Regions from separate parts of the Mus musculus genome. Here all the other regions are linked to region 3. The links are chromatin loops, found by intact Hi-C in ENCODE. Cell type or tissue: heart. All regions are shown on one strand. Each heading gives the region's core, and the rest is flanking DNA. Links, peaks and the distances in the headings are about the cores only.

Region 1 (10,877 bases), core at 2,279-7,278, 150 kb before region 3:
CAAGGAAGGTGAACGCTCATCTGCAACCTTCCAGGGCCGAATGCTAACATACAGAAGGCCAGAGTTCTGGCAGGGTTCCAGAGGGTCAGCAATGACACAGGTTCGTTTACACGATTATCACCTCTTAAAGCTTAAATCATCTTCACCAAGTTCTCCTTTAGAAATGGAAATTCTTTATTAAATCTCTACGCAGCATTTAGAGCCGGAGACTAGTAAGAAGGCTCAGTAGCACAGACCACTCACTACTCTTGAGGAGGATCCTGGTTCAGGCAGCTCATAACTGCCTGTAACTCCAGCTCCTGGAGACCAGACTCCTGTACTGGCTCCACACATGGCATGTGTGCGTGTGCACAAAATAAATCTTTATCTTACTATCAATTTAGAATTGATTCCAGGAAATTCTACAGTAGATAATTCTAAGTTTATAATTCTTGGTAACTAAAAACTACTTTTAGAAGACATGGCTATGCCAAGTTAATGGAGTTACAGGTCCAACTACAGTCTATTAATATTTTACCAGAGTCACATAATAGCAGCCTTAGCAGACTCTTCAAAAGTCATCAGAGCCAACTGCATTTCTGAAGCTAAAATTCACTCAAAAACATTAAAATCATGGCCTGAATCTTCTCTAAAACTGGAAAACTCAACGTCCCACAAAGATTTATATCACCCCTATTAAAAGGAGTTCCTCCTCCATGTAAGTGGAAAGAGTTTCCCTAAAACTTAAGCTAATTCTATCATCCCTTGAGACCCAGTAAAATCTAAACACTTCCTTAACGCTCAACTATTTAAGATTCTTAGAAGCAACCCCAGCAAATCTAAGCACACAAGGCTGTCTCAACCCTTATCCCTCAGAAAGAGTTAGAACCACTCCGCAGCTCCATTTCTGCCTTCTGAAGAGAGCCCCAGCTGATGGTCCCTAAGTCCCACTTGAAACACAGCCAATGAGAAAGATGAAAAGTGACAAAGCTAATAGCAAAGGGACTATTCCTCTTCAGCATCAAATGACCATAGCCACAAAAAGTTCAATGGCCAAAGACAGGCAGAAATGGTGGGGGAGGGGGGATCCTTAAATCTTACCAGAGCTGAGGGATGTATCTCCACCTATGTGCAAAGACTTTACAACTCCATATCTCACTTAATCCCTGTAGAAGCCTGTAAGGTAGGAATTATTGCCCCTACTGAGGGGAGGGGGGGGAGCTGAAGCTTAGGAAGTTCGTCTAACCCAATTTAAGAGCATAACTTATGACCTCGACCCATCAGCAGCATCTACTAGGCCTGATCCTAATTAATAAACCAACCAGGCTTCAAGGATCGAGTCTAGAGCCAAAATCAATCTTTAAAAACAAAAATCAACTCTTCGTGTCCACCATATGTCAATTCACACAAGTCTATTCAGTTCTTTGAAGAAAAACTTTGGCCCATTCCTACATTCTAATAACCAGGTTAAATTTACCCACAATTTGACTTTTTTTTGCAAGCTTACCGTATTCCAAATATGCGGTCTATCAAAAAGCCACCCAAGAAACACAAAACTACATTGGGCCAAGAATACCAGGCATACAGCAGCATGAATTTCGTGGTGTTCACTTGCATGTCCTGGATAGAGAGAAAAGAAAACTTTTTTTCCACACAGATTCTGCAATTAACGAATCAAAACAAAACGTAGTGACAGCTGTGTATCTATACAGGGTATGTTTCCTAACCATGTGTGAACTGTTACTTCCTTGTGACTCTGGAAGCTACGACCCTTGCCCTTAGAATAACAGCCATACCTGGGAACATCTTAAGTCCACATACTATGTCTCAGGCCTCATGGATTCTAGGACCTGTCACTGGCATGGGGGCCAACTCAGCCCTTTTCTGTCTCCTACGTTCCTCCTTCTTCATTTCCACCTCCATTATGGACTCCTCCCAAACAGAAAAGAATCGTCCTTGCCTAGTCTTACAGATGTTATCCTCTTTAACCCCTCCTAGAATGCAAAGGACAGCCCATGCATTTTTCCTCTGCCTAATGGCTTTTTAAAATGCACATAATGATGGTCTAAATGCCCAAAAAACAACAAATATCAAATACAGTTTTACAACTCAAAACCAGACTAAGAATGCAGATAGGGCCAATACTCAGCAACCAGTATGCACATTTATAAAAGTAAATAACAGCAAAGTTTATCTAAGAAGGCCAAAGCTGTCCCACCACTCACTCAATGGTTCAGAGGAGTGCAAAGCTCCAACCAACACTAGCATTTCCCGTAACACTGTGGGCAGAGTCCATAATTATCTACCTAAAGAAGAAAACCATCTCGAGGCATGTATATGTTATTCAGGAGTTCTTTAGAGAAACAAATTTGATCTCTGCAGCCTGTGGGTGTGGTGATAACAGACACTAGAAGAGAAAGTGGACATCTCAGATGGGGCACCTGAGAGCTCATTCTATCTGAGCATCTGTAAGTGAGTGCTCCAAAGCAAAGCAGTACAAGAACGGAGAAAATCAACTCACCCGTTTCACCTGAGTCTGAAGGGCAGCGGGGTTGTCATAGCAGAAATAGCTGCCTAGAAAAAGGAAGAACACATATTTCACTCGGAATGATAATATCTATATAAGAGTTTCAAGTTACAACTCCTAACTAGTAACTCCCCGGAGGTGTTTAAGGTTTACTATGGCTGACACTATGACAACAGATTTTTTTTTCTTGCTTGTGTGTTTGTTTTACACCACTTCCTGATCTACCATTCCAAAGAACTTCCACAAGGTAGTGGTGTGCATACACAGCATATACCAGAAACCTGATAAAGAGGTCAACATCAACTGCTTTTAATCATTTCGTTTCCGTCTTTCTTCCCATGCTTATCACTGTATTAACATCTTCATGAAATCGCTGCATTTCCCTTACTTAAAAAAAGTCTACAAGCATCCTCTACAGGTGCACGTTAGCTGGGTCCTCACTTTTCTTGAAAGCAGAGGTAACTCAGAGATTCAAACCAAACCAGTATTTGATATAGATCCTGATCCTGCAAACAAACAAACAAAAACAAACAAAAATACCCAGGAGCAAATAACTGAGTGAAAACTGGGCTAGAAACAAGAACAACACAAGCGCCAGTCTAAGGGATCAAATGAAAACTGGCAATGTCTCCTGGGAGCGGGGAAAGCTGACAGGCTTGAAGAAGCCCCAAGGTAACACTGCCTGTTTCCCCGCTGACTCTGTAAATACACAAAGCTAGCGGTCCAAAGGTGGAGAAGGCAGCTAGCGACAGGGCGGCTCTAGTTTCTCAAACCCAAACTTTCAGCCCAATCTACCTACCAAAAATAAACTGTCAACTTGAGTAGGGACAATTTCTTCAAGTGTTTTGTCTATGCTTACTGGTTATTGATTCTAAACCTAGAAACTTCTCCTTCAGGATTTAACTGCTTATAAGAAATTCAATACCATGGTTGGTTGGTTGGTTGGTTGAGACAAGATCTCACTTTGTAGCCCTGGCTGGCCTCTCTAGCGCACAGACATGTCCCTGTCTTCCAGTACTGAGATTAAAGGGCGCCACCACTATCAGCTCAATACGTTTTAAAGCAAATGAGTACCATCTTCTCAAAAATAAAGAAACCGAAGCCCAAAGTATCTTTTATAAACCAGGTGCATGTATTTCTGAATCTGATCCCCCTGAAACACTCTTTCAAGCCAAGCCAGTTGTTACGAATCCGAACAGTTTCAATGTAAACTAAAAACTGTAACACGGGAGGGAAGGGTGTCTTTAAAAGTAGCTAATGAAAGTGTTTTGCGCCAGATCAGATTTCATAAGTGAAACCAACTTAACAAGTGTGGTCCTGCAAGGCTGTCTCACAGAGGAAAGGTAAGAAAAGACTCCTACTAAGGTGTACTTAGCAGTGAACACTATCCAAAGCGGATCCGAGCTCTAAAAGAATACAAAGGAAAGCACTGGGGAATGGGAGGGGTCGCCTGGGGAGGGAGGAAGAGGGACTTAGTCACGCTCTGAAATTCCCCCAGCAACGTTCTGAAACTCTCGGGAGCACAGCTCTCCGGGAGAAAGATCTGAGTTTCCTTCTCATCTGCGTCCCCAGGGAGGAGCTGCTGAACACCGGGGCTTGGAGGAACAAACGTCACCTCGCTCCAGACACTTGGAAAAAGCGGGCTCCCGAGCCCAGGCAGCAGCGCGAACCCTGGAATCCCTCTATCATCTGCCCCAGCCGAGCCCCGCTCACCGAAGCCAAGGAAGCACATGAGCGACAGCACCACGAGCCGGTGCGCCAGGCGGCTGGGGTCGCAGAGCGCGGACAGAGCGCGAGGGGCGCCATGGACTGCGCTGTCCGCCTCGCGGCGGCCCCCAAGCAGCGCCCGATCTTCCCCATCCTCGTCCTCCATCAGCTTGCAGCCTGGAACGGAGCAGGAAGCAAAGGCAGGGCGGCAGCGGCAGCGGCAGCACTCACGTGATCACGTGTGTTCACGTGACTTGCTCGGGCCACGCCTCTCCGTGCTCACGTGAACGGTTGCTCACGTGGTGGCCGGGCTCCCGTGCTGCCTTTCTGTTCTGCCGATGGGGTATAGATCCGGTCGGGAGTGGGAGTGAGCGACCGGGTTCTCATTAACATCTGATTTAAAACCAGTAGGAAGTGGTGGTGCAGAAGTCGTGGTGGAAGGCTTGACCTGAACCCAGCTCAGTCCTCCCTCCCTCACTTCGCCAACTCTTCATGAAGAGTTGTTAAGTTGACCTGACGGAACAGCATATGATGTACCTGACACTTATGTACTAGAAAAGAGGACAAATTCTCTCACCTCTGAATATGGGTGAGAGAATTTCCTTAGGTGGACAGAAACTAATCATGTGGGTGGATGGATGGTGACTGCAGCTGAAAGAGTTATTGAATTCCTCTGGGTTTTATACGTTTATAATTACACGTTTATACTGATCTTGGAGTAAGAGGAAAGTCGAGTAAAGTAGAAACACGAACATCCTAAATGAGGAGCCATTCAGAGATGTCCAGCAGAGTATAGAGACCACTAGGTTTGTTTTGAGAAGTTTGATTTGGCAGCGCAGCCTTCTACCCCACATTTCTAGGTTTGCCGAGTCTTTGCAGTAGAATTTTGAGTGTAGCAAGGCTAGGTGCTAAATAGCTGTAAAGCGTGCCGCAGAAGTGAAAGTGAGAGGCTCAAAGCTGGAGCTATCGCACCAAGGAGAGATCCAGTGACTAAATGAGGACTTGCTTAAACAATAGCACCTGGGATTTGAAAAAGGAGGAGGACTTTTGAGTGTTTTCTAGACTCCTAGCTTGGGCCCTCCAAAGAGATCCAAATATGGGGGATGGGGAAGCAGAGGGACTGTGTCAGAGAGATACCGTTTGGAATGTTTATGCATAGCCTGCTGTCTACCTTGCATTCCCCTGACTAACACTGTGCAGTTGCCAGCACAGTGGTCATACCCCACCTTGGGCTTAATCTTTCACTCAGCATCAGCTGTACTACAATGAAGGGCCTAGACCATCAGTTTACATTCCTTGGCTTTGTCCACAGTATAGATTACTGTCTTGTGCTGGCTAGTTTTATGTCAACTTGACACAAGCTGAAGTCATCTGAGAGGAGGGAGCCTCAGTTGAGAAAATGCCTCCATGGAATGAACCTGTAGGCAAGGCTGTAGGACATTTTCTTAATTAATGACTGTTGGGGAGGGCCCAGCTACCCTTGGGTTGATAGTCTGAGGTTCTATGAGAAAGCAGGCTGAACAAGTCATGAGGAGCAAGCCAGTAAGCAGCACTGTTCCATGGCCTCTACATCAGCTCCTGCCTCCAGCAGAAGGTTCTGTTTGAGTTCCTGTCCTGACTTCCTTCAGGGAGAGACTATGATGTGGAAGTATAAGCCAAATTAATCCTTTCCTCCTTAACTTGCTTTGGTCATAGTGTTTCATTAAAGCAATAGAAACCCTAACTAAGACAAGTCTAATGGCTAAGTCAAAAATACAGGTAAGAGGCTGGCTGCCAGTATCTCTAATCCACTTTTTGGCTTTTTGGGTTTTGTTTGTTTGTTTGTTTCGTTTGTTTGTTTATTTTGTTTTGTTTTTGCCTTTAGAAATCTAAGTAAAAATGGCTATGATAGTATAGACAGTTTGTACTTCTTGTTGAAGGAGGTTGGACTTCTTTTGAATGATAGTCACTTGTGTCTTAATGAAATGCCCAGGGTAATGCCCTCTGGACCTGACCTCATTCTGTGTTTGCTTAGACAGTTCTCAGCTATCTATCCTCCCAGTGGGTCATGTCTACCCTGGCTACATATTTGAGATTTCCACAACCATGACTGTGGTCTGCATATTCACCAAACTAATTAATGTATATACAAATTTAAACTCAAATAACTGAAGATGTAAGTCAAAAAATAATTGGCATGTTATGTCTGAGATGATAATGATAAGTATTAATATATAATATAATAAAATTTTGAGGTTATGCTGACCCTTATCTAACTTTGATGTAAATTTTTATCTTTGTGGGTTTTGCCTTTTAAAATGACACCTGAGCTTTGGCACCTAGAGACTGAAGCATGAGCCCATGCTTGGTAGCCCATCAGTTAAAGGAATCGGCCTTAATTGTTGCCATTAGTGTGTGGTCTGTGTTTTCTCCCATGGATGTGTTTCAGTTTTCTACAAATTCTCTTTCTCTTTTTGACTCCATGTCTTCAGCAGGGCTCCCAGGGTTTATTCCTTTACGTGTTGCTTACGTAGAATCACCAGTGTGTGTAGGACTTGACATTTCCTCCGACTGTGCTTTATTTCCATATAGTTTTTCATCCCAAATCATTTTTTTCATAATGTGAAGGCCTTTACTCTCAAATAAGATTTCAACACCCTTAAATTGAGTATGGAATCACATGTCTGTCATCCCAACTATTTAGCTTTTAATGTGATTAAGACTTAGGCAGGAGACGTGTGGAGCCGACGAAGCCCTGAGTGAGGGACACCATGAGTGTGTGTTGTTGACAAGTGCACATCCATGACAAGGCCCAAGGCCGCAGGCCCATAGTAAATTGCAAAGCCTTCCCTTGTGGGTCAGGCTCAGAACTGGCAAAGCCTTCTTCCTCTGGTCCAAGTATAAATGTCTAGAAGCGATTAGTGGATTCCTGTGTGCAAAAACCAGCAAGTTCAGCTTTCTCCTCCCAGATGCGTACAGCCTGAGAATGCTCATCTACATATACCTCCAGTGTTGTGCTTAATAAACTCTGAGACTCCGACTACCTGACCCCAACTTTTCTACATGTGATGTGTGCTCTCTAGGAAGGGCTGTACAGAGGAAGCAATGTCTCCAAGCAGAGTAGGCTGTTGAGCCTGTGGAAGGCATTTGGGAAAATAAAATCTAGAGACAGGCAATTCCATTTTAGAGGCAAAGGAGCTCTGTGCACTCTGTAGGGGACAGGTGAACTGGTAAGATTCTTGCCATAAGCCAGTGAATTTATTGAGTGAGTCCATAATTAGCTGCATGATGGGAAGGGAAGAATCAAAGCCATTAAGTGGATGAGTTGTTAATCTTGTTAAAACTTGTTCTAAAAAGACAGAAACTTTACCATGAGGATGGCAGAAGACAGGAGCCTGACATGGCTATCTTCTGAGAGGCTCTACCAGCAGCTGATGGAGACAGATGCAGATAATCACAGATAATCATTGGACTGAAATCAGGGACCCCTATGGAAGAGTTAGGTGAAGGACTGAAGGAGCTAAAGGGGATAGCAACCCCATATGAAGACTAATAATATCAACTAGATCAGACCCCTCAGAGCTCCCAGAGACTACACCACCAACGAAAGATCATACATACATGGACTGGTCTGTGGTCCCGGCACATATGTAGCAGACTTGATACCCAAGAGAAGGGAGATGTGGGGAGGGGGTGGGGTGGGTGAGAGAGCACACTCAGAGGCAAAGGGGAGGAGGAGGGGTGAAGAACTCTTGGAGGGGGGACCAGGAAGAGGAACAACATTTGGAATGTCAATAAAACAGTTTAAAAAAAGAAAAGAAACTTGCTTTCGATTCAAGAGTTGTTTTTTATTTTGTTTTGGTTTTTTTGTTTTGTTTTGTTTTTAGTTATTATAAAAATTCAGTGACATAATATATGTAAAAGACACTGGATTTAATACTCAGCATCCCACCCCAAAAAACGTGTAAGTGAGAAAATCAGAGAGTAGCATGACAATACTGTACCCGCTGACTTGAGCACTGGGAGGAACCAAGGGAGCTGTCTTTGCTTCAAAGGTAAGAGCAGCTGTTCAAAAGGATGGAGAGAGGAGGGGGAGGGAAAAGGGGGCAGGATCAGGTGTGGGAGGAGATGGGAGAAGTACGAAGGGTCAGGGAATTGAACAGAGGTGTGTAGCAGTGGGGGATGGGGAGCTAGAGTTAGCCACCAGAAAATCTCAGATGCCAGGAAAGCAAGAGACTCCCAGGACCCAACAGGGGTGACATTAGCTAAAATACTCAACAAAGGGAAAAGAGAACCTATAGAGACCATATCCAGAGGTTAAGCATGGTCCCAGGTTGAGGGATGGGACCATCCACCCATCTCAAAAATATTAACCCAGAATTGCTCCTTTCTAAAGGAAATACAGGGACAAAAAGTAGAGCAGAGACTGAAGGAAAGGCCATCCAGAGACTGCCCCACCTGGAGATCCATCCCATATACAGACACGAAACTCAGACCCTTTTGTGGATGCCAAGAAGTGCTTGCTGACAGGAGCCTGACATAGCTGCCTTCTGAGAGGCTCTGTCAGAGCCTGACCAATACAGATGGGGATGCTTTCAGCCAACCATCAGACAGAGCACTGGAACCCCAATGGAGGAGTTAGGGGAAGGACTGAAGGAGCTGAAGGTGTTTGTAACTCCATAGGAAAAACATCAATATCAACCAACCAGACTCCCCAGAGCTCCCAGGGACTAAACCACCAACCAAAGAGTACACATGGTTGGACCCATGGCTCCAGCTGCATATGTAGACAAGGATGGCCTTATCTAGCATCAATGGGAGGGGAGGCCCTTGGTCCTGTGAAGGCTTGATGCCCCAGCAAAGGGGAATGCTAGAGCAGTGAGGCTGGAGTGGTTGGGTGAGGGAGCACCCTCGTAGAAGCAGGGGGAGGGGATTGAGAAGGGGTAAACCGGGAAGGGGGGATAAGACTTGAAATGTAAATAAATAAAATAATCAAAAAAATATCTTTTTAATAAAAAAAATGTTTTTTTAAAAAAAGGCCTGCCTTGCACAGGCACCCAGGTGGTTTGGTATGGTGGTTGGTATAAGTTTGAGTCAGGGAGTGGCACTATTTAGGAGGTGTGGCCTTGCTGGAGTGGGTGTGGGCTTTTAATACCCTAGTCCTAGCTGCATGGAAGCCAGTCTCCTTTTAGAAGCCTGCAGATGAAGATGCAGACCTCTCAGCTCCTCCTGCACCATTCCTGCCTGGGCACTGCCATACTCCTGCCTTGATGATAATGGGTTGAGCCTCTGAGCCTGTCAGCCAGCCCAATTAAATGTTGTCCTTATAAGAGCTGCCTTAGTCATGGTGTCTGTTCACAGCAGTAAAACCCTAACTAAGACACTATGTTACACAGTATCCACAACTGCACATAGTAGGTTCCGTCAAAGTTGGAGCTTATAGTGTATATGGCTTTCCTATTATTTCTTCCTGTATCCTAAATGCATGAGGCATCTCTCCTCAGCTTTACCCATTAACCAAACACTACCCCAGCTTCTTAGTTGCCTTGTGTCTTCTTGGTGACATCATAGCTTGGTTTGTTTTGCTCATCTTGTAGTATTATGTCTATGACTCCTTTTGGTGTTTTGTTCTGTTGGGTTTTTTTTGTTGTTGTTGTTTTTTGTTTTTTTTAAGACCGGGTTTCTCTGGGTAACAGCCCTGGCTGTCCTGAAACTAACTCTGTAGACCAGGCTGGCCTCGAACTCACAGAGGTCTGTCTACCTCAGCCTCCCAAGTGCTGGGGTTGAAGGTGGGCACTGCCACACCAGGCTCTTTACTGTTACTGAATCTGAGCTTTGGAACATAGTTAGAAAATCTTCCACGTCCAAATCATAGAGGGTGACACCTGTCTCTCCCCTACAGTGTATGTGATTTTATTATCCAAACCCAGTGGGTAGGCTATTTTTAATGATTCACTTGTATAATGAGAGGCAGCTGGATACCAGCTAACCCAACACCATCTAGTGGAAGTTCAATCTCACCGGGGTGAGTGGAGTGAACTCCCCAGTGTATTCAGTTCCCTCCTGAGGGTTTCGCCCCAACTCTACTGGCCTCTCTGTTTCTTTACCGTTCTTATTTTAGAAGCCTTTAGCTGTGACTCATTGACCGATCAGAGCCCTCTTCACAGCTTTTGCTTTTCAGTGTTTTCCTGGGTGTTCTTGCTTATTTTTCCCACTGGAAATCAGTATTAGTGTGTATTTCTGTCTGTTCGGTTGTTTACTTTTAATAGTAGCTGCGTAGCTAGCCATGCTGGATCCAACATGAATATAGGTAAGGTTTTGAAATGATGTCTACCTTGTGATATTGGGTTTATGCTTTTCTCCACAGCTGTGAGCTGTCCTGCTGTCCAGAGCAAATGGAAGAAGAACTTAGCAAACCCAGTACAAGGTATTGATGTGAGGGTGGGGGCCATCCATGTTCTGGGAACTTCACACAGAGATCTGCCACCATCATCAGTGACTGGAGCGGCACTTCCATTTTTGCAGCACAGACCATTGTCTGAGAGGAAGTGGGCATACATTGCATCATCTTTTGCACAGCCATTCAAAAAGTGACTAGAAAGGCTTTCCTCAGAGCTGACTTCTCTGACAAGATGGTTTACACTGGCACGACAACTGGCAGCCATGAGCACATCTGTTGTTCTGA
Region 2 (10,877 bases), core at 3,291-8,290, 61 kb after region 3:
TAAATAACTTAGCACACAACCTCTAATTCCAGAAAGAAGGAGGAGGAGGAGGAGGAGGAGGAGGAGGAGGAGGAGGAGGAGGAGGAGGAGGAGGGGGAGGAGGAGGGGGAGGAGGAGGGGGAGGAGGAGGGGGAGGAGGAGGAGATGATGGCGGCAGTGGCAGCGGCTGCAACAGGTGGACTTCTGTGAGGTCAGCCTGATCTACACCGAGTTCCAGGCCAGTAAGGTTTACATCGGAGTCCTCTCTCAAGCAAAACAAAATAAAAAACACACCCCCCTCCACAGTTTCTCAAGTCAAGGAACTGTCACCCTAGAAAGCACTTCCACCCCTATGTGAAGTTCAAGGGACTTTTTCTGATCAGAAGTTCCACTAATATGGCAGTTATGATCACCAGTTATAAGCCCTGCTGCTGCACAGGAGGGTTTCAGATTCGAGGCCACCCACACACCAAGTCGCCCCAAATAGTCAGCAGCCTGCACCTTGAACCATAGCTCAGGATCCTAGTCCTCGGCTCCCACCAGCAAACCCTCTCCTCACCTCAGGCTTCTAAATCCTCCTCACCCCCATCCTGCTCAGCTCACCCTCTCTCGTGTCATGTCCTCCATCTCTCCATGCCAAATATCCTCAAATCCTCTCCTCACACCCTATATCCTAATGACTCCAGTCCTTCAGCTCCTGTGCCCACTTCTTACGTCCCCCATTCTCCTCACCCGCATTTCTCCTCAGCCACTTCTCACATTTCTCCTCATCCCTATTACACCTTATAGCCTCTTCTTTCCCTCATTTCTCCTCACCCCCACTTCTCACACACTTCTCCTCACGACCACTTTTCCTCACTCCGTTTCTCCTCAAACCCATTTCTTCGCGCCTCCCGCCGGGCGTGTCCCCCCCCCCCCCACGACAATTTGCGGGGCGCAGTCCCCTCGCCTTTTCCGGCGAGCGCGGCTGGGACACTCACGCGAAGAAGGGGTCATCCTCAAAGCTGCTGCTCAGCATCCGGAACATCGTGATCCTGCGGCGGGCGGCGGGCGCGGATGGAAATGGGCGCAGCTCTCTGCGCCGCCACCAGCCTGCTTCCCGCTTGCTTCGCGCGTCTGCCGGCGGCAATCGCCGCGCCCGCGACTAGGGCGGGGCTTGACGCAGGCCGTTTTCCTATTGGTCATGACCTTATGACGTCACTAAGGTGAGGCGGAGAAGGGGGAAGGACATCGCTCGGCTGCTATGGCAACCTCTGTAAACACACTGGCGGCGTGAAGTTTGTCTGGAGGCCCCATCCGCGAGGCTCCTGAGAGACAACTTGGTCTCTCAGGAGCCTCAGGAACCAAAACATTAGACAAGTTCTGAATCACCTTGGCCAAATCGCCCTTAATCCCGACAATTCTCTGGTAGCTGGTCAAATAATGAAAAAAGGTTTTGAGAACAATAGACAAGTGTTTGTATTCACTTCTTGAAGGAAACAAGATGCAGCCTATGAGATTTCAAAAACAAAACAAATACAGTTTTCTGTAATTCTAAAACTCAAAGCAGTGTCTCCCAATACACAAATAACATCTAGACATAGGATCAAATACACAAAAGAAAGAAAGAGAAAAAGAAAAAAAAAGCAAAATGAAAATTGCTCCATTTCAAGGATTAGATCAAATCTTTATCACCTTCCCAACGTTCTTAACAAGCAGAATTTGGGCACAAAATTTGTAGCAAGCAGCCATATCTAGCTAAAATTCTATTTCAATTATTTCCATTACAGTATAAAGGAACCTTCTATTTGTAGTAAGGAAGATGGTTTTCACCTTAAAGCAGTCCAGTACCTCAACGATAGCCCAAACATTTTAACTGATCTTCAAGAAATAGTATCGGTAAGATTGGTGGGAAGTCGGCAACATGAAAGTTTTATTCAATTGTTAGGGTTTGAAAAGTATTATATAGGCCTTCCAAGAACTGGAGGCAGGAGAGAAGGAGAAAGAGGAGGGAAATGACACGGAAGGAAGAAGAAGCAACTTGCACACACCCCCTCAATTCACCTGACCCCACACTCTCCAGCGAGTTCCCTTGGGGAGGTGGAGGGGTGTTCATGGCTCCTTGGGGCCCTGTGGGAGACATATGGCATGCTGCCACTGGGAAGAAGTGACCAGGACTTGATTTGGAAGTGGCAGAAGTACTCAGGGTTATTTTTGGGAGCTGGAAATGTAATCCTTTGAAACGCACCCCCACCCCCACCCCCAAATCACCAGGTTTCTCTGGTCCTCCTGCTCCCCAGAGGACTGGCTTGAGGCAGGGCCAACTTTACAATCTAAAATGACACGGCCCTTCCAGGAAATAAATAGGCTATTTTAATCTTCCTCTGGCCTCAACACGCTGCTCAGAGAGCATGCATGGGTCAGAGGACTTGCAAAATAACTCCATGGCAAAACTGTCTGTACAACACCCGAAATTAGTTTCTGTTTGGCACAAGGCAAATGTTAAAGAGACTATAAAATGAACACAGGCAGTAGCATGACAAACAGTCATATTAAAGCACTTTTGCATTGAGGCAAAATAAGGAAACTTGTGAGAAAGAGTTCCATCTTGTTGCATGGAACTTCTCTCAGAACCACACAGTTAAAACAAACATGAAACATTTAGTCCAAAGACAGCCTGGTAGGGGCTCACCCACAGTACATGCAAGCAGTGCAGACATTCTGTGTAATGCCTTTTTTAAAGGTGGTGGAAGAAAAAGAATTGGAACTGAAAAGCCCATAACACCAGTTTTAAATGGAAAGAAAAGAAGGGGTGCGGTCAGGAGAGGATAAACACCCCACTAAAGAAGCATTTGAGGTGTTGAGCTGGCTAAGAGGACAGAGCCCTGGCACTGGCTGCAGACACAATTATAATAACTGATTTGTGAAGCCCTCCTGTCATTTGCAACGTGCGAGGGCAGGTTAGGAATGAAATGGTAGGTACCTGCTCACTGAAAACTTGAGAGAAGGCATGGGAGTGTGCAGTTATAAATAGGGGAGGCCACATAGTTGTTACGGAGAAAGTGAGTTTGAGCACAATGTTAGAGGGAGGAAACAGATATCTTCTTGAACTTTCCAGGCCAGTGCAAAGTTACCTGAAATCACATCAATTGAAATTCACCTTCAGAGAGTAAAATCATAAGTTTTATTTATTAGGATAATAGTTCTCACGTATTTCTTATGTTCCAAACACTGCCCTAAGAGCTTTCAAATACGTGTTCTCAGTTAAACCTTCCCACCTCACCTGGGCTAAGATGTTTATCCTTTATTATATATGAAAGCACTGATGCCCAGAGAAATGATGGTTCACTTTAAACTGAAGTCTGTCCTGATGCAAGGCTTACATTATCTCCACCTTCCTACTTTGCCTCCCTGTGACATTTAAAAGGAAAACTACTAGTACATTTGTGTGGTAGGTTACATATTCACACATGTGGTCTCTAGCCACACTGTTGCTTATGTTTCTTTTAGAAGAACACTGACAAAGTCAAGGAAAGACTTCCAGAGGCAAAGCATGAAATTCAAGCCAATTCTGCAACTCTACTAATAATTAATAATAGTTCAAAAGGCCAGTGGAATTCATACCCATTAGCTCACCAGATACTTAAGAAGGATTGATTACATCTCAGACAGTATTTTAATCATTTAGGATACAAAACTCTCTGGCCTATTGGATGTACATTAGCCCATATGTCAAAGATTCTATAAAACCTCAGTTACAGCACCTTATAACTTTCAGTAAATTTCTACTCTCTCAAGTGCCCAAGAAGTCAGTCATCAGTAGGCTTTTGAATGCTGGAATTATACTTTATTATAGTTCTCCAGACTCCTGAGGCTTAATCTGTTATAAACATCTTCATTACTGTGGATTTCAGTGCCCCCAATGACTTTGTACCCTCGTCTCATTATAGACTATATATCTGCAATACATCAATATTGTCCTGGTGAGTTTTACTGTCAACTTGAAACAAGCCAGAGTCATTTGGGAAAAGGGAACATGAGTTGAAGTATTGGTTCATTTAGATTATCCTGTGACCAGGTCTTGGAGGAATTGCTTTGGTTGATGATAGATGTGAGATAGCCTAGCCCACTGTGGCCAGCACCAACCATAGGCATCTGAACCTGAACCATATAAGAAAAAAGCAAGTGAAAAAGCAAGCCAGAAAGTGAGTAAAAGCAGCAACCAGCACTCCTCCATGACCTTTGCTTCAGTTCCTGCTTCCAGGTTCCTGCCTTGAGTTTATTCCGTGACTTCCTCAGGTACCACCTGTTACCTGGCAGCATAAACTGAAACAAACTCCATTCCACAAATTGCTGTTGGCCATGGTCTTTATCACAGGAACAGAATGAAATTAGGACAGGTATGTTCTGAGGATGAGATACAATTTGTCATGTGACAACCCTGGAGGGAGACACAGACCATGGAGTAGTTGGTATATGTGAACACCACCAAGTTACAGCGATGCAAGCATTTCTAATGACCCAGAGGATTTCCTCATGCTACTTTCTAGCCACACCTCTCAGAGTAAGTAATATTCTGAGATTTGTTTCTTTCTTGAACCCACCCCTGATGGACTATGTAGTGGCACTTTAGTCTTTCTTACTGCATATAAAGCTACCAATCTATCATCAAAAGAGTTTTAGATTAGTCCTCAATTTGGCTTTCAAAAATAAGGCTATGCTTGTATGTTTTAAAAATCAACATTCTATTATTATTCTTAGGTTTTTATTCTCATTGAGATTCTGAAAATTTTTTTCTCAAGGCAATTCATGAAGTGAAGTGTTTTCCTATTGATTTGGCTCAATAAGTTTGTCAATAATTTGTGCCTCTAGATGTAAACTGAAGCTTCCAGAAACAAAGGACCAAAGCTATCCATGTTCAGGATTCTACAAGCTCAAATGGTTGATTAAACTTGGTGACAAGACTGTTGCAGAGAGCCAAGTTATCTTGGGTTCTTTTTAATCCCCTTAATAACCATTATTTAATAACCATTGATTATAATTTATTTATTGCCCAACTCTGCTTCCTTTTGACTATCAATACATTGAAATGTCTTTAATGACCAGCTTCCATCAAGCCAATAGCCAAGAAAGCAATCTGATAGCATCTGAAAGCCATAGCAAACTTCTCCGCTTGGCTACAACGTGTTTACTTATGGTATTAGGTACATGCCTGATTTGTGGCCTTTTCTATATTTAATAAAGCCTCCTTCAGTAGCTTTCATAGCGGGACACCTGATCCATGGCAGCCTGAATCTCTGTTGTTGCAGTTATTCATGGAAGGTACTTCTTATCCCCCTGGAGGTGAGCTCTGGAAGGTACTTCTTATCCCCCTGGAGGTGAGGTCTGGAAGGTACTTCTTATCCCCCTGGAGGTGAGCTCTGTGTTTTGCACTAACATAGTTAAGAAGGAACACTTTAAATTAAAAAAGGAAATAGAACTATGGAATGTAAAACGATGGAAAAGTAGAAAAATTTCTTCAGAAAAATACTGAGGTCATCTGTTCTCAGGAGTTGTTTTAATTCAGGTTATCTAAAGGGCTACTTGGAGAGTTATTTTTAAATCCTTGCTGCGGTTGGAGAGAATCCAAACTAGGGGCCCCATTGGCAAGATGACCAAGGGAATCTGTTGGAAAATACTGAAGACTTGGATGTCCTCATTCCTTTACAATGTGTTTTGATGCCTTTACTAGTCACAATAATGAGATTATTTTCTGCCAGTCACTGGAAGGCCATGCAAAGCTCAGAGCTGTATGATATCTACTGTGCGTGTGTGCGTGTGTATGCATGTCTCCTTCCTTTCCTTTTCTTTTTCCCTTTCATTTCCCCTTCCCTTCTAATTAGAACATGCACCCACACATGTGTGTATACATGTTAAAATCTGGCATTCACATGTGAAAGAACCCATGGCATTTGTCTTTAGGAGTCTAGGTTACTTAAGAAAAGCTAGAACCTCCTATAAGCAAGGTGCATTGATTCACAGAGTCAATGTTTCACAGGGGGAACACAGGTTGTTGTAGAAAAATACATTTTCCTACAGTAACATTGCTAGGTGTGGCAGAGTTGGAGCTGGAAGGCTGCCTGTGAGTGCAGGATCTGAGGTTTTAACCAGTACACTGGTAAGAGTTCTTCTGGCCCCTTTTTCTTCTTCCTTGTCTTTTTGTTTTGTTTTGTTTTGTTTTTAATTAAATGTTTTCTTTATTTACATTGCAAATTTTATCCCCTTTCCTTATTCCCCCCCCCCCAAGTCCCCCCTATCCTCCCCCTCCTCCCCCTGCTCACTAACCCACTCCCTCCCGCTTTCCTGTCCTGGCATTCTCCTACACTGGGCATCAAGCCTTCACAAGACCAAGAGCCTCATTGATGTTCCACAAGGCCATCCTCTGCTACATATGTGGCTAAATCTATGGGTCCCTCCATGTGTACCCTTTGGTTGGTGGTTTAGTCCCTGGGAGCTCTGGGGGTACTGGTTAGTTCATGTTGTTGTTCCTCTTATGGGACTGCAAACCCCTTCAGCTCCTTGGGTACTTGCTCTAGCTCCTCCATTGGGGACCCTGTACTCAGTCCAGTGGATAGCTGTGAGCATCCACTTTCGTATTTGTCAGGCACTGGCAGAGCGTCTCAGGAGACAGCTATATCAGGCTCTTGTCAGCAAGCACTTGTTGGCATCCACAATAGTGTCTGGGTTTGGTGACTGTATATGGGATGGATCTCCCGGTGGGACAGTCACTGGATACTGGCTTCTTTTTCTAACAACAACAACAAAAGCCAAACCCAAACAAAACAAATTAACCAACCAACCAACCAACCAACCAACCAACCAACCAAAAAAATTCATTGAGCTGTCCTCCTGACTGTCTGTTGTGGGCAGAGTGAAAAAAATCACAGATTGGAGCCAGTCAAATAATAAATGAAGTAAACTACAGAAAATGACAATGGAATTAATAATCAAAGTAATAACCAACTTTATTGAGTTTCTGCTGTGTGCTGGTCACAGCATTTGAAAAAAAGATGCGTTAAAAAAGAAAAAAGATTGAAGGAGGTAAACACTATTATTACGCCTACTGCAGAAGAGCACACTGAGAGTCAGAGCAGAGAAGCCACTTGTTAAGGCCTCGCAGCCTGCAGAGAACCACCACTCCACTCTCCATGCTGTGTAGTTGTGGTGACCCAGCGGGGTGGGCCTACAGCTTGCTGCAGGAGGCTGGCTTCCAGATGAAGGGGCATCCCTACTGTACAGTGCTCAGATGTCCCCCCCTAGAGATCCATGCCCACTGATAACATGGATTTTTACATGAGTTCTCTTAATTTTTTTAAAAGTTAACAACTAATTAAAAACAAAGTATCTCTGAGCAGGCCCCAGAAAACAAGCCTGTGGGCTGAATTCAGCTGCAGGCGAAGAGTTTGTGATCCAGTTACCAAGAGTGTGGTTTTCATGGCAGGAGAGAGACATGGGCCCCAGAGCATCTACACACTGGCTTCTGCACATTACTCTAAACTAGATGGTTGGCAAATCATGTGTTGGCAGAGTTACGACGTCCCTTGGCCTCTGGCGTGATGCCCTCGTCAGTGGACACTCATCCCCAGCCACATCACCATAGTCCAGATTTAAAAATGTCAGGGTCACAAGGCAGTATTTTTATTTCTGCAGGACTAATTTTCACGGGGATCACACAAGCTTAGTTCAAGTTTGTCAGGCTCAATGTATTCTATTACTTGTAAAACTCACCCTAGTAAAAAGAAATCAGATTGAAATTATATCAACCTAAAATGCTTTCTAGATTGCCTTGTAGTCTAGTTTTGGAAAAGAAATTGTATTGATGTCAGAATAAAAAAATAAACAAAACAATCTGCATATAAGACTGTCTTCATCCAAGATTTTACCCTCTTAGTGTTTGCCGTCATGGAGATAGCACACATAGTAGTCATGGGTATATATGTATTACATATATATATATGTAATCTCAATCAGTTCTTTTCTTTTTGTGACACTGGGGATTGAATCCTGGGCCTTACACCTGCTATGCAAGTATTGATCTGTTTCTCCCCCTTGAAGACTTAAAAAAAAAATCCTTCCTTCTTTGATTTATGTATTGCAGTACTGTAGATGGAAGCTCAGGACTCACATAGTTAGGACAGGCATATTATGTATTCATTATTCACGTGTCTATTAGTAACTTATACAAAAGTAATCAGAAGAGGCCAGAACAAAATTATCAGAGATAATCACTATACTGGCTTGAAATCAGAGCTAACAATTAGGTGGCAAATCTGAAAGTGGGTATTAACCAAGCTTTATAATTTCTATATTTGTGTCACCTTCATTCCTTACCTCACTGCTTACACTCTTTCCTTTCCCTGATTTTTTTTTCTGACTTAATGAACTTTGTGTTTTATCTAGATTTATTCTGTGAATTTTGATAACACACCTGAAGCTTTTCTAGGGCGAAGACTGGTAGGTTTACATACAGAAAGCAATAAGGGAGCTGCTGCTAATTTGATGGCAGTGTTGAGATATTGGCCTCTGTCTGAGAACAAACTCATTAAGGGATACTTGCTGACATGATGAAGTGCCAGTGAAGATCTCAGAGTGATGTCTGTAATTGCCCAGGCCTTTTTTACATTAGGTATCTGCATGAATTATAACTCTTCAGTGAAGATAAAAAGGCTTCTGCAAGAAATTGCCCCAGCGCTGTATGGGCTGTCAGACTGGAGGGCATCTCAAATGAGATTAATGATGTCAGCACTAATATAAGAAGATTTAGCATAACCAAGATTATGGCTTCTGCAGAAACCTGCCAGCACTCATTTATTTTGAATAAATATTATTTTTAATTAAAGTCCTAGGGTGGGTTATTCCTGAAATAATGAGATCTACAGTGATTTCCTTTGGGAATTAATTTTCTCTCTTAATTCACAGTCATTTTGGTGGTTATGGCTCAGAGAGTCTAACCCATGGCAGTCAGCTTTGTAGAACATGCTGATTCTCAGCTAAAGACACTAAATAACCCATTGTTTGTTATAATAAGGTCCTCTCATTTTCTAACTGTATTTATCATTTCGTCTAAGCACGTTTTCAAGGTACTGCCCATAGATGTCTATGGTGAGTCTGCTTTGTAAAATAAGACCAATACTCATGAGAGAAAAAAATGCCTTTAAAAGCAAAATGACTGTGAACATAAAACAGGGATTTGTATTATCCTATACTTTGATTGGCTTTATTTTTTCTGGTATTATGTTAAATATTTTACACATATAAATTCCCATCCACATAGGAACTTGACATGATGAAAGATATCAGTCACCTTTTACTAGATCCTGAAACAGGGGAGCTTGAAGCAGTGAATCTAAACTCTCCAGCTCAAGTTCAGAACACCAGGCCAGGCAGCTTCTCTACTAATAGCGATGGGCCAGCACAAAGCTGACTGTCTCAGTCAGTGTTCTAGTGCTGTGAGGAGACAGCATGAACACAGCAGCTCTTAGGAAAGACAGTGGTTAGCTGGGCTTGCTTGCAGTTTCAGAAGCTTAGTCCATTTCATCAGGGCAGGGAACATGGTGGCACAGAGCAGAGGAGGTGCTGCAGAATTAGCAGAGAGCTCTACATCTGGATCCATAGACAGCAGCAGCAGGAGGAGGAGGAGGAAGAGGAGGAAGAAGAGGAGGAGGAGGAGGAGGAGGAAGAGGAGGAGGAGGAGGAGGAGGAGGAGGAGAGACAGAGAGAGAAAGAGAGAGACAGGGAGACAGAGAGAGAAAGAGAGAGACAGGGAGACAGAGAGAGAAAGAGAGACAGAGAGATACACACACAGAGAGAGACAGAGAGAGATAAAGAGAGACAGAGAGAGCCCTTGGGCCTGGCTTGGGCCCTTGAAACCTCACAGCTCAACCTCCAGTGACATACTCCCTCCAAACAAGGCCACACCTCCTAATCTTTTCAAATAATGCCACTCTCGAGTGACCAAGCATTAAATCTCATAGGATCCTTTGGGGTCGGCATTTTTCTTCAAACTGTCACACCAACCCTTCCTTTTAAAAATATCACTACTCATCAGTACATGGCTTAACCAGCTTTTATGTGACTCAGTGCAGTTGGTGTTTTATTACTGCATTACAAAGCCCAAACTTTGTGCTATAAAACAATTACATTATTAGCATCATAAATTCTGTGGGTGAAGAACTTACACAGGCATATGTCAATGCTTGTGTTGGGGCCTCAGTGGGAAGACTATGTGACTGGAGGTGTCTATCCTATCCTCGAATAGCAGGCTTAGAGCTAGAAACTCAGTTGAGACTGAGTACCAACAACAGTGGCTTCTATGGGAGCCTGGCTTTGTTGGATTATGCTGGGTCCAATAGTTGGTCATCTTCTGTAGTTTCTGAGTGTATTATGGAAAGGTTAGACATAAGCGTACACCTTTCTGAACTAGCTGGTGGGGTGATGCTCTGTCACCTCCCATGTAATCTGCTGGCTTCAAGCAAGCCATAGGGACAGATAAACATTCAGAGTCATGACACATTTGCAGGCATGTTTCAAAGCCATCACAGAGAGTAACAAAGACTACTATAAACGGCTTCTTGTGGATGGTTGGAGTTGGGGTTTCTAGCTTTCTCTTTTGTGAAATCCACTTTTTGTCCAGCTATTTCCTGCTTATACATTGTTTTTTTTCAAACATATATAAAAGTTGGCCAGGGAATCTTTCTCCTATTTCCCTTTTGTCATTTGATGACCAACTGCAGGCTAGAACAAAACAGCAACAATGAAACCCTACTGGATTTGAGTTTTCATTTGCATGAGAGCCTACATCTGGGTAATTCAATAGTTAGTAATTTTAAGTAGCTGTTGACAGAGAGCTAGGGGAGATAGGAAACATGCGGCAAAGTTTA
Region 3 (10,877 bases), core at 2,034-7,033:
TGTTTGTTTGTTTTTTGTTTTTTCGAGACAGGGTTTCTCTGTGTAGCCCTGGCTGTCCTGGAACTCACTCTGTAGACCAGGCTGGCCTCGAACTCAGAAATTCTCCTGTCTCTGCCTCCCAAGTGCTGGGATTAAAGGCTTGCGCCACCACGCCCGGCACAACAGCACAACAATCGTAAACAATAATATCTTCCTTCTTGTTTATCCTCAAGACCTCATGTTAATATAAGTATCACATATAAAACATAACCTTCAATGTCTTAGTCTTTAACAGCCAGTGTTTCTTTTAAAAGTCTAAAGTCTATCTTAAATATCTAAGATCTCATAACTGTTGCTTGCTGGAAAAAAAACACATAATCAAAAAACAAGTTAAATAGTTTCTTACTCCAAGAGCAAAGAGTCAGGGCACAGTCACAATCAAAGCAGAGCAAATTCAAAACTCAACAATATAAACGTTCCAAACGGCTTGAGTGGCTGGTTTCTCCTTAATTACTGCTAACTTCTCCCCTCCGGCTGACAAGCATCGACTGTCCCGGCAAAGCAAATACTTTAGTGCTGTTTACTACCACAACTGATTCTATAGCCCCAGCTGACTAGACACCGTATAGTCTTAGCTCAAAACATCACACAGGTGGCCCTGGTATAGACTTCGCTTCTCTGAATCTTCACCAGCCAGGCCTCGCTCATCTACAGCTTGTTCAGCATTCCTACTTTCTAAGCACCCACAATAGCCTATTAAGTTCTAAGCACTCAACGACTTTCTCAGTTCAAAATTCCAAAGTCCTTTCCCAACCCTCTCCAAAACCAACATGGTCAGGGATGTCACAGCAGGATCTACAACCTGTACCTAGTTCTGTATTTAGTTTCCTATTTCTTTGATAAAACATCATGACCAAAAGCAATTTGGGAAGGAAAGACTTCACACTTGGCTCAAAGGTTACAGTCCATCACGAGGGAAACCAGTGTAGGAACTAAGGCAGAAACCACAGGGGCCGCTTACTGCCTTCTCAGCTCACTTTTTTATATCTCAGGTAGGTTCACCTGCATGCAGGCCAGGGAGTGGGGGTGGGGAAGTTACGCCCCAGTAGGTTTGGCCTCTATCAATTAGCAATCAATAAAATGCCTGACAGACACATCTGCAGACAATATGACAGCATGTCAAGCTGGCAAAGACAGACAACACAGGACACTTCTCACAGTGTCCTGTGTTGTCTGTCGCATCTTTAAACTGTGACGTAGATTCCTCATGTCTTCAATCTTGTGTATCGGGTTCAAGGCTCAACAGGATTACTTCTAAAGGACATTAGGGGGAGCTATGGCAACGGGAGAGCTCTTCTTACTTTCTTAGTGTTATTTTTCAAAGAAGCAACATACAAACAAAGTGCTTTAAGTCCCAAATCTGGTAGGAATTCAGTTTTGCACTTTTAAAATCTGATCCTCAAAGATGAACTGGATCATGGTAGTAAAAAGAATTACATATACTTTTGCTTCAAGAAAACACAAAGCAAAGGGCCCACTTACCTGGCGTGTCTATGATGTTGATATTGATGTCTTTCCACATGGTATACGTAGCTGCTGACTGGATCGTGATCCCTCGCTGCCTCTCCAGCTCCATGGAATCCATGACAGCGCCAACTCCATCTTTACCTTTCACCTAAACATGAACACAAGAACTCACATTTTTCTCTCATCCCAGAAAGAAATCTTGACTGAAACAGAACCAGAAATCAAAGCTAACGTATGCAAGTGTGAGATGAGCCTAATCCTATAACCGTATCATTTCATAAAACTCTTGTTTCCTGTCTCGGCTCCCATACTCAGTTCTTCCTTGTTGGCAGCTGACAAGCACTTGGGGACCACCATCTGCTTCCCCTGAACTGCTGGCTGCTGGCGTTTCAGAGTCTACGAACTCATGATATTCAGGCAGCAGACCTCTCTGCGGCTCTCCTCAGACTGTGAGCACAAAATGGGAGTGTTTAGCTTCTAAAGGATATGGTTTGGCGGATGCCCTTCGGCTGAAGAACAGCCTGAGCGGGCGTTAAGTCACTCAGTGGTTTGGCAGTATCTTCGAGTGCCAACATTTTAAACAATGCTTTTCTGGTAGGTTTTTGTAGAACTTGTATTCAGTGCTGTGGATGAAACTTCCTGAAAAGAAGCCATGTCTGGCTGTGACTGCAGACCTCCTGGAAGGAGTCTATCTGCAGAGTATGATGGACCCATCAGAATTTCCTACTGGGGAGAATTGGAATCATGCAGGTTCAGGGGCTACTTACCCTGTGCTGGGCTGTGCCTTGCCCAACCGTGTATCTGAAATAACACCTCATGAGAATACACTAAAACCTCTTAGACGCGATTAACTTAGCAGGACACTAGCGTCTGCCAGTCCTAAAGCTAAGAATGTCGTCTTGGGCCTATAGAATAGTTTCCCATCTCATTGTCCTTGCCTCTCTGGTGTGCCCACCAATGCATTTTAAACCTGCCTTGATCTCTGACTTTCTTTGTTCTATAAAATTAGAACATCATGAAACTGCTTGCATGGTAGAACATTAAATTTGGGACAACCTGTGTTTCTGAGCCATACTCAAAATGGCTCCAGATAAAAACTCTGATTTCCTTTAAGATGAAAGCTGTGTGTTTTGTTTTGACATGGACAGCACCTTTTGAGATTCACTTTCCATTTAACATTATAAACATGGATCCTTCATTGACATGCGTAAGACTGTTGTGACAGCTGTATAAGGGTCTGTCATGCCATCTCAGCATCAACCCAGGATGTTCACAGCCATCACTCACTTCTAGAGGGGTTGTGAATACACAGTCACATCTCAAGCCAGCTTGACCTCTCCTCTTTGTCCATCTGACTTTGGCTAAGGAGCCTCTGTGGCAGTGGTTCCCATCCTGTGGGTTGCAACCCCTCTGAGGTGGAACGACCCTTTCATAAGGGTTGCCCAAGAACATTGGAAAACACAGATATGTATATTACCATTCAGTTATGAAGTAGCAACAAATATAATTTTATGGTTGGTGGTCACCACAACATGAGGCTATGCTAAATGCTCGCAGCATTAGGAAAGTAGAGAACCACTGCCCTGCACCCGACCAGTTTTCATCCTAAAACAAGGTTTTCTGAAACTTATGAAACTATAACAACAGTAGAATTAAAATCGATTTCTGAATCGCTCTGGAATCAACCGCTAAGCACACACCTCGTGCATCGTGGCAATCCTGCCAGTGTAGTATAGCACCCGTTCTGTTAGCGTCGTCTTCCCAGAATCAATGTGAGCTGAGATCCCAATGTTCCGTATTTTTTCATTGGGAACTGGCCCTGACGAACACCATCGGCGGGTCTTCCAATCAGCCTGAGAAACAGTTTTAAAAGCTCAGTTTAGCACACCTATTATACGAGATCACAGTTAAAACCTGAACTACGGACTTGTTTTCTCATCCTCAAAGCAAGGTTCTCAACCTCCGTATTATCTAAGGAGCCCTGGATTTAATTCTGAATAATACTCATAAAAGAAGCACAACTACTGCTTCTAAATGTTAGTTTTAAACTTGAGACTTTTAAAGGTTCGTGTATATGTGTTTTGCTTGCATATATATCTCTGCACCACGTGCACGCCTGGTGCTGGAAAGGTCACATCGCCTAGAGCTGGAGTTATGGATGGTTCCGAACAAAGATGTGAGTTTTGGGCATTCAACTCTTCCTCTGGAAGAGCAGTCATGGGCTACGTTTTCACCCCTCCACTGTGTGGGTCCCAAGACTGACACTCAGGCTGTCACACTTGACAACTACCCTTATGGCTGGCTGATCCACACTGCTAACTTTTAAATACACACTACCATAATAGTCAGAGCTATACCTCTCAATGGCCACTTTAACAAGAGATACAAGTTTTAGATTGAATTGTACCTTAGGTTCTCTGTCTTCTCCCGTCCTGTAATTCACAGCTAGCAAGGGGCATATGGGTCTACCCAACTAACAGCCACAAGACAACTCCAAAAAGGTTTCCAATTTCATCTGAACGAAAACAAGGAAGTGCCTTTTGGGGTGGTGGTGTTCCTGTCAGCTTTACAGTGGGGGGTGGAGGGGGATGTATTTGTTGAATCAAAACAAAACTGCACACCCAAACGCTTGGCAAACACTTCTGGGTAGAGGGAAACTGGGCACATGTCAAAGAAGACAGCTGACAAGCGCTTGGATGGTTAAACCACAGGAACACTTGGTAGCAAAGCAAACGAGGTATCCATGACAGGTAAGAGGTCACATCTACCAACGGCTTCCCTGCTCTGAGTACCTCACTCCAAAGACTTACAAAGTTTAATCTATACACCTGACTGGGAAACTTGGCCAGAGAAGAGTACCGGGATGTTGAATAGAACCCACACGTTCAGAGAGCATCCAACCACACCCAGTAGTAAGAGGACCACTGGATAACGAGTCCGAAATCCGGGATTCGAGCCCCGGGGACACTAACTTTCATCTGACCTTCACTCGGGGCACTTCTCTTTAAGGTAGATCATCAGGAAGGGAGGGACCCCGGCGCAGAGCTGCGGGTCGCAAGGCCGAGCTGGCATGCGGATACCCAAGGGCTTACGGGGCTCGGGAAATCGCTGCTCAAGACCCCAGGTAAGGAAAGGTGTCGCCAACCTGCCCTGCTCTGGAAGGTTCTCTGGCACCAGTACCTGCTTCCCCTGCCAGCCCAGGACTGCAGGGACCCGAGGGAACGGTCCACGCCCCAGGGCTGCGGCGACCCGCAGCAGCCGCATGGCAAGCCTGGAACAGCCACTTCCAAGGCTCCTGCTCTGAGGTGATCGGTTGTGCTCAGCGCCGGCAGCAGAGCGGGAAGAGCTCAAAGTCACGCCGGCAACCGGAGCCGCAGGAGCACTTCCGGGAGGAAGGTCAGGAGGACGGCCAGAGGAAGACAAGGGAGAGGCACCTCTGTCTGAGCTCGACGTGGCGCGCGCCCTCTCCTGGTCAGGAGGAGAAAGCGTAGTTTATGCAGAGGATTGTCACAGGGAGGTGTCATTACTACGGAGGCAGGTACTCTGGTCCCTTTGTCTTTAAAGGAAAAAAATAAAAATTAAAAAACCATCTCTGTATAAAAAAAACAAAAACGTGCCGGGTATGGCGTCACACATGTCTAATAAGAACACTTCAGAGGCAGAACTAGGCGGATCTCTAATGAGTTCCAAGATAGCCTGGTCAGCAAAGAATTCTGGGCCAGACAGGACTAGACAGTGAGAACCTGTTTCAACAAAACAAAACAAAAGCTGCAGATTTTAAACATAGTTGTTTTACCTGCATGACAATGGGAAAACGTTTATAACAATTTAAATGGAAGGAGTACACAAAAATGTATTCATTACTACAGCATCAGAGAATCTGGGGGAGGGGCTGGAGATACGGCTCAGAGGTTAAGAGGTCTGCTCTTCCTGAGGTCCTGAGTTCAATTCCCAGCAAACGCATGGTGGCTCACAACCATCTGTAATGAGATCTGGTGCCCTCTTCTGGCCTGCAAGGTATACATGCAGGCAGAAAGCTGTATACATAATAAGTAAATCTTAAAAACAAATACTTCAAAGAGACTCTGGGGAAATGAGAGTAGATATATGTTGGATTACAAATAAAATTTTTCAAAACCTTCTTTATTGTTCATCAGTAATACTAGCTATGCATCTTCAAAACTGCACCCGTGGCGCTTCTGTCTGGGCTTCTTAAAGGCCTCAAAAACGTTGACATATCTAAAACAGAGCTTCTAGTCTTCCCCAAACCTCCTCATACAGTCTCCATCTTAGCAAAAGAATCTCCGTCCATCCAGTTGACCTAGCCAAAGATGGCAGTCACTTGCTGGCTCCTGTAATCTAAGCCTCTCAGCATATGCGAACCTCCCATTTCCTTCCACCTCTCCACAGGGCTATTTCTTCCTGGGGTTACTGTGATGAGAACCGGGTTGATTTCACGGCTTTTGTCTTTCCCGGTTTTTTTTTTTTTTTTTCAGTAAACTCACACACTGACTAAAAGGATCTTCTCAAGCCAGACCATATTCCCTCTCCGCAGAAAATGATCTCCTTACTTTAGTGTTGTTAGGCTGGAACCCGTGCTCATCACCCCCCGACACACCCCCCCCCCACACACCCCCCAGCTACAAAACCCTATGTGCCCTCCTTCCCCATCCTACCACACAGAAAAAGCTCCCTGACCCCTCAAAGGAAACTACAGCCTAACAGGTCATCATCTTCCTGATTCCCGCTACCCACCTGGGAGTGCCTGCCTGGGCGCTCAGCTTTTTTTTTTTTTTTTTTTTTTCTTTTTTCTTTTTTTTAACCTTATATGGGCATAATCCCATGTTTCATCACCACACGGCCCAAAACTATAAAACCTCCTTGCTTTATCCTGGGCGAATGACTTTACTGACCTCCACCTGATAGATTGGCCAACTCGCCAGACTGCTGCCTTTTAATAAGCCTGCCTTTATGTTGTTTTTTATAAACAGGTGGCAGTGATCAGGCAGGAAGGAGCAACTCAGCCGGCCGAGGTGAGGTGTTCCCGCTGAGGAAACAGCTTAGTATAAGAGGAAGTTTATTGGGGGAAAGGAAGGGGGCCTGGAAAAGGAGTACAGGCAGAAAAAGTGGGGGGATAGAGAAGGACAGAAAGAAAGAAGAGCGAGAAAGGGAGAAAGGGTCCAGCTGTCCAACAGGAGACATGTGGGAAGGAGAGGGAAGAGGTCTTCTTATATGCCTAGCTCCTGGATCATACCTGGTGAGCATAGATGCAAACTGTTGCAAGGTAACTGTTGGGCAGAGCCTAGAGCTGTGCTAACGATTTATACTTTTGATTTGACTTGAATTGGTTCATTTTGTTGGCAGAGAAACCTATTAGGTACAAGTTCAATGTTTTTCATAATGCTCTTTGGGAAGGAAGTTCAGCTCTCTTTCCAGGATACTTCAGCCCTGTACAGGTGGAGGCATTGTTAGCCGAGAACAAAGCTTGGGGTCAAGGCACAGTGACACTTCTTTCTGTACTTTCTTGTAGAGGAGGAACATCAGAGGGCTCTGTGTCTGCAGTATCCTTCTACCTTCAACTGTAAACCCGGACAGAATAAGACATCCAAAGATGGAACACTGGTTCCAAATTCCCAGTCACTGATGTCTACCCAACACTCTTGTTCCTTAAGTCATTTGTCTTCTTAATTTGTACACCTCTGCCCGACAAGTTTCAACAGCTCCCTCACTCCTTTCTACATCTGCACACATCCTGTTCTTTCTCCCGTAGTTCATTGTATTTAATATCTATCATGATATCACATGATAAATCACCATGATGTCTTTCATAACTCTTATTCTTGTAAAAAAAAAAAAGCCATGTCAGAACCATTCTTTAATAACATCAGCCCAACTCACAAATGTAGCATTGGAAATGCTCTGTACCTTTGTTGGCAAGTATTACCTAGATTCGGAACAACCAATGATAACCTTTGATTATACCTGTGATTTGTACAGGTGCACAAACTTGTACAGCCGTTTTGGAAATCAGTGTGGTAGCTCCTCAAGAAGATGGGAATTGATCTACTTCAGGATCCAGCCATATCACTCTTGGAAATAGACCCAAACGTTGCTTCATCCTACCATAGAGACACTTGCTTATCTATATTCATTGCTCCTCTATTTACAATAGCCAGGAACTGCAAAGAACCTAGATGTGCCTCACCAGAAAAATGGATAATGAAATGTGCAACATATCCATAATGGAATATTCCAACTTTAAAAAAAATGAAATAATGAAATGATGGTAAAGGATGGGTCTAGGTAAAAACCATCGTGAGTGAAGTAAGCCCGAAAGAGAAATGTGGTATATATTCACTGATATGTGAAGAGTAGCTAAGTCAATGCCAATGACACTACAATCTATATAATATCACAGAAGTTGTGAATAAATAAAGGAACTAGAGGGAACAGATAGATCTCAGAGGAAAAGGAGTATCGAGTAGGGAGGGAAAGAGGAGAGGGAGATGAGGAAGGAATATGGGAGGAGACAGCTAAACTGAAGGGCCATTTGAAGGGTATTCTGGAATTCTAATAAATTAGAAACCTAATATAGACATATATTAGAAACTGAATCTGGGCTTGGTGGCAGATGCCTTTAGTCCCAGCAGTTGGGAGGCAGAGGCAGGTGGATTTCTGAGTTCAAGGCCAGCCTGGTCTACAGAGTGCATTCCAGGGCAGCCAGGGCTACACAGAGAAACCCTGTCTCGAAAAACAAAAACACAAAACAAAACAAAAAAGAAAGTGCTCTAAATAAAATCTCCAAATAATAGCAAAGACAGTACCCCAAACTGGCTATCTTTCGATATCAAATAAAATTTCCAGTTCATCTAATTGAGTGGTTGGTCAAAGGGGTCCCCTGGAAGTCAGCAAACCACCTCGGCTTGCTATTAAGACTATGTATTGTTCTCCACGAATTGCTGAGGACAACACCTAGGGAACTCATTGAACATGGAGAAATCAAGCTGGTGCCTACAGAGTCTTCACCCCAATGTTCTAGTGTAAAGGAAGGTACTCTGCATGCTACCAAAAGAAATATAAACACCAGCCCAGCCACAGACCCATTGATTTACAATGGTGGCCTGCCTGCAAGTTATGCTGGTGTAGTGGTGGCGCAAAACTTGTGGGAATAACCAACCAATAACTGATTTGACTTAAGGCCCACTCCACAAGATGGAACCCATACCTGGCACTGCTAGGGTGACCAAGAACCTGAGACTAGATAGTCCAGCGACCTACAGTAAAACCAAATATCTTTTCAGTCTGTTGACCAGGCCTGCTCCTAGGCTGGGCAGGGCCTCTTGGAGAGGTGGAATGTGGGGAGTTTGACTGCCCTTATCCCAGGCCAACAGGGTGCTGGGTTGTTTGGAAGTGCTTAGACACTGTTCTGGGGGGTCGGAAAGCACAATCTGAAATGTGGGAAGGCCAGAACTGGTTTAGCGGTTCCCAGGCCTGTGAAGAGGCCTGGCCAGAGTGTTCTCAGACTCTTGTACATCCAGTTGAGAAAGAGCAGAGAACAGAGTCGGGAGCCATGGGCTGGGGACAGTGTCTAGTGTGTGTGTGTGTGTGTGTGGTGGGGGTGTTGCTCCAACTTGTCCCATGGTGACTATCCTTGGCTTGGCGGAGTCAGGTGGTAGTTGGTGGCAGTTGTGGCTGGGAGGGCAGAGAGGCCTTCTACAGAAGAATAAAGCTGCAGCTCTGTAGACAAAGGCCTTCCCCAGGTTCCTCATGGAGGATCTTGACAAAAGAGACAGCCCACGGTTCTAAACAGTTTATTGTCATAGCAGAAAATGAGTGTATAAAACCATACCCAACTTCTGGGGTGGGCCTGAGATTGAATACCTTTTGCAGGGAGGAACATCTGGGAAGAGAAGCTTATTGGCTAACCCCTCCAGGCCTCTAGGTACCTCATTAGCACCGAGAACTCTGATTTGAGCCTCTGTGTCCATAGGGCATGTTTCTTTTGTGAGAAGCATGGCATGTGTTTCAAGTCAGGAATCTGGCAGAGAGCTGGGAGTCGCCTACCTTACCAAACTTCCTGGCATGGTTTTATATCCCACATAGTCATTTAATTGAAAGGATGTAGCAATCAAATGACTTCTAATGACATTCAGCTATAATCAAAGATTAGTACACTGCTCTTCCATCAGCAGAGAAGCTTCTGAAGAATAAAAAATTACTGAACTCTTCCTCACCCCAGAGCCCGACCCCTCCCCTCTAGAGAGTGTTCCCAGAACACTCCTGAACTCTTCACCCCAGAATGCATTCCTGAACTCCTCACCCTAGAGTTCGAACCCTCCCAACTAAAGACTGTTCCAAGAACATTTTTGAGATAAGGGCCTCCTGGAACAACCTCAGAATGAACCGGGTACATTGCCAAATAATAGGACATGACCCCTTAGTTACGTAGAATCCCTTGGCAGAACCCCTTGTCCCTTGGCAGAACCCCTTAGTTATGTAAACTTGTACTTTCCTTACCCCGCTCTCCCCCCTTGAGTTTTCCTATATAAGCCTGTGAAAAATTTGGCTGGTCGTCGATTCTCCTCTACACCACTAGGTGTATGAGTTTCGACCCCAGAGCTCTGGTCTATGTGCTTTCATGCTGCTGCTTTATTAAATCTTGCCTTCAACATTTTGAGTTTGGTCTCAGTGTCTTCTTGGGTCCGCGGCTGTCCTGAGGCTTGAGTGAGGGTCTCCCTTCGGGGGTCTTTCATTTGGGGGCTCGTCCGGGATCAGCGCGACCACCCAGAGACCCTAGACCCACTTTAAGGTAAGATTCTTTGACCTGTCTTGGTCTGGTGTCTGTGTTCTGTTTCTAAGTTTGGTGCGATCGCAGTTTCGGTTTTGTGGACGCTCAGTGAGACCGCGCTCCGAGAGGGAACGCGGGGTGGATAAGGATAGACGTGTCCAGGTGTCCACCGTCCGTTCGCCCCGGGAGACGTCCCAGGAGGAACAGGGGAGGACCAGGGACGCCTGGTGGACCCCTTTGGAGGTCAAGAGACCATCTGGGGTTGCGAGATCGTGGGTTCGAGTCCCACCTCGTGCCTTGTTGCGAGATCGTGGGTTCGAGTCCCACCTCGTGCAGAGGGTCTCAATCGGCCGGCCTTAGAAAGGCCATCTGATTCTCTGAGTTGCTTGTGGTCGACGCGAAGTCGCCGCCGCTTTTGGTTTCTTTTTTGTCTTAGTCCCGTGTTCGCTCTTGTTGTGTCTACTATTATTCTAGAAATGGGACAATCTGTGTCCACTCCCCTTTCTCTAACTCTGGAGCATTGGAAGGAGGTGCAGGTCAGAGCCCACAACCAGTCGGTGGAGGTCAGAAAGGGTCCGTGGCA

What was found. Hi-C counts contacts between places; a loop is a spot of excess contacts. Peaks named below come from ENCODE experiments on the same cell type or tissue, not always from the same donor. Only the 100,000 strongest peaks of a DNase experiment are listed, where the experiment ranks them.
Region 1: a loop joins it to region 3, with 2.8 times the contacts of the local background. A loop is called at or near these places in 6 of 42 quality-filtered maps.
Region 2: a loop joins it to region 3, with 2.2 times the contacts of the local background. A loop is called at or near these places in 6 of 42 quality-filtered maps.

The regions. Positions count from the first base shown.
Region 1 is chr3:67,576,320-67,587,196 of GRCm38, reverse strand. Mfsd1 (major facilitator superfamily domain containing 1) reads right to left here and starts at 4,429. Exons shown (of 16, transcript NM_025813.3): 1 at 4,220-4,429; 2 at 2,501-2,553; 3 at 1,487-1,599. The coding sequence starts at 4,379. In heart, for the core only: a CTCF peak has its summit at 4,292; a DNase peak (open chromatin) is centred at 4,306; H3K4me3 peaks cover 1,741 bases; H3K27ac peaks cover 1,327 bases; H3K27me3 peaks cover 252 bases.
Region 2 is chr3:67,364,345-67,375,221 of GRCm38, reverse strand. It overlaps Mlf1 (myeloid leukemia factor 1), which reads right to left and starts at 1,125. Exons shown (of 7, transcript NM_010801.3): 1 at 960-1,125. The coding sequence starts at 1,006. In heart, for the core only: a CTCF peak has its summit at 5,353; a DNase peak (open chromatin) is centred at 7,541.
Region 3 is chr3:67,424,132-67,435,008 of GRCm38, reverse strand. It overlaps Gfm1 (G elongation factor, mitochondrial 1), which reads right to left and starts at 4,894. Exons shown (of 18, transcript NM_138591.2): 1 at 4,687-4,894; 2 at 3,207-3,359; 3 at 1,522-1,654. The coding sequence starts at 4,770. In heart, for the core only: CTCF peaks have their summits at 4,974 (motif pointing left) and 5,553 (motif pointing left); a DNase peak (open chromatin) is centred at 4,928; H3K4me3 peaks cover 1,510 bases; H3K27ac peaks cover 736 bases.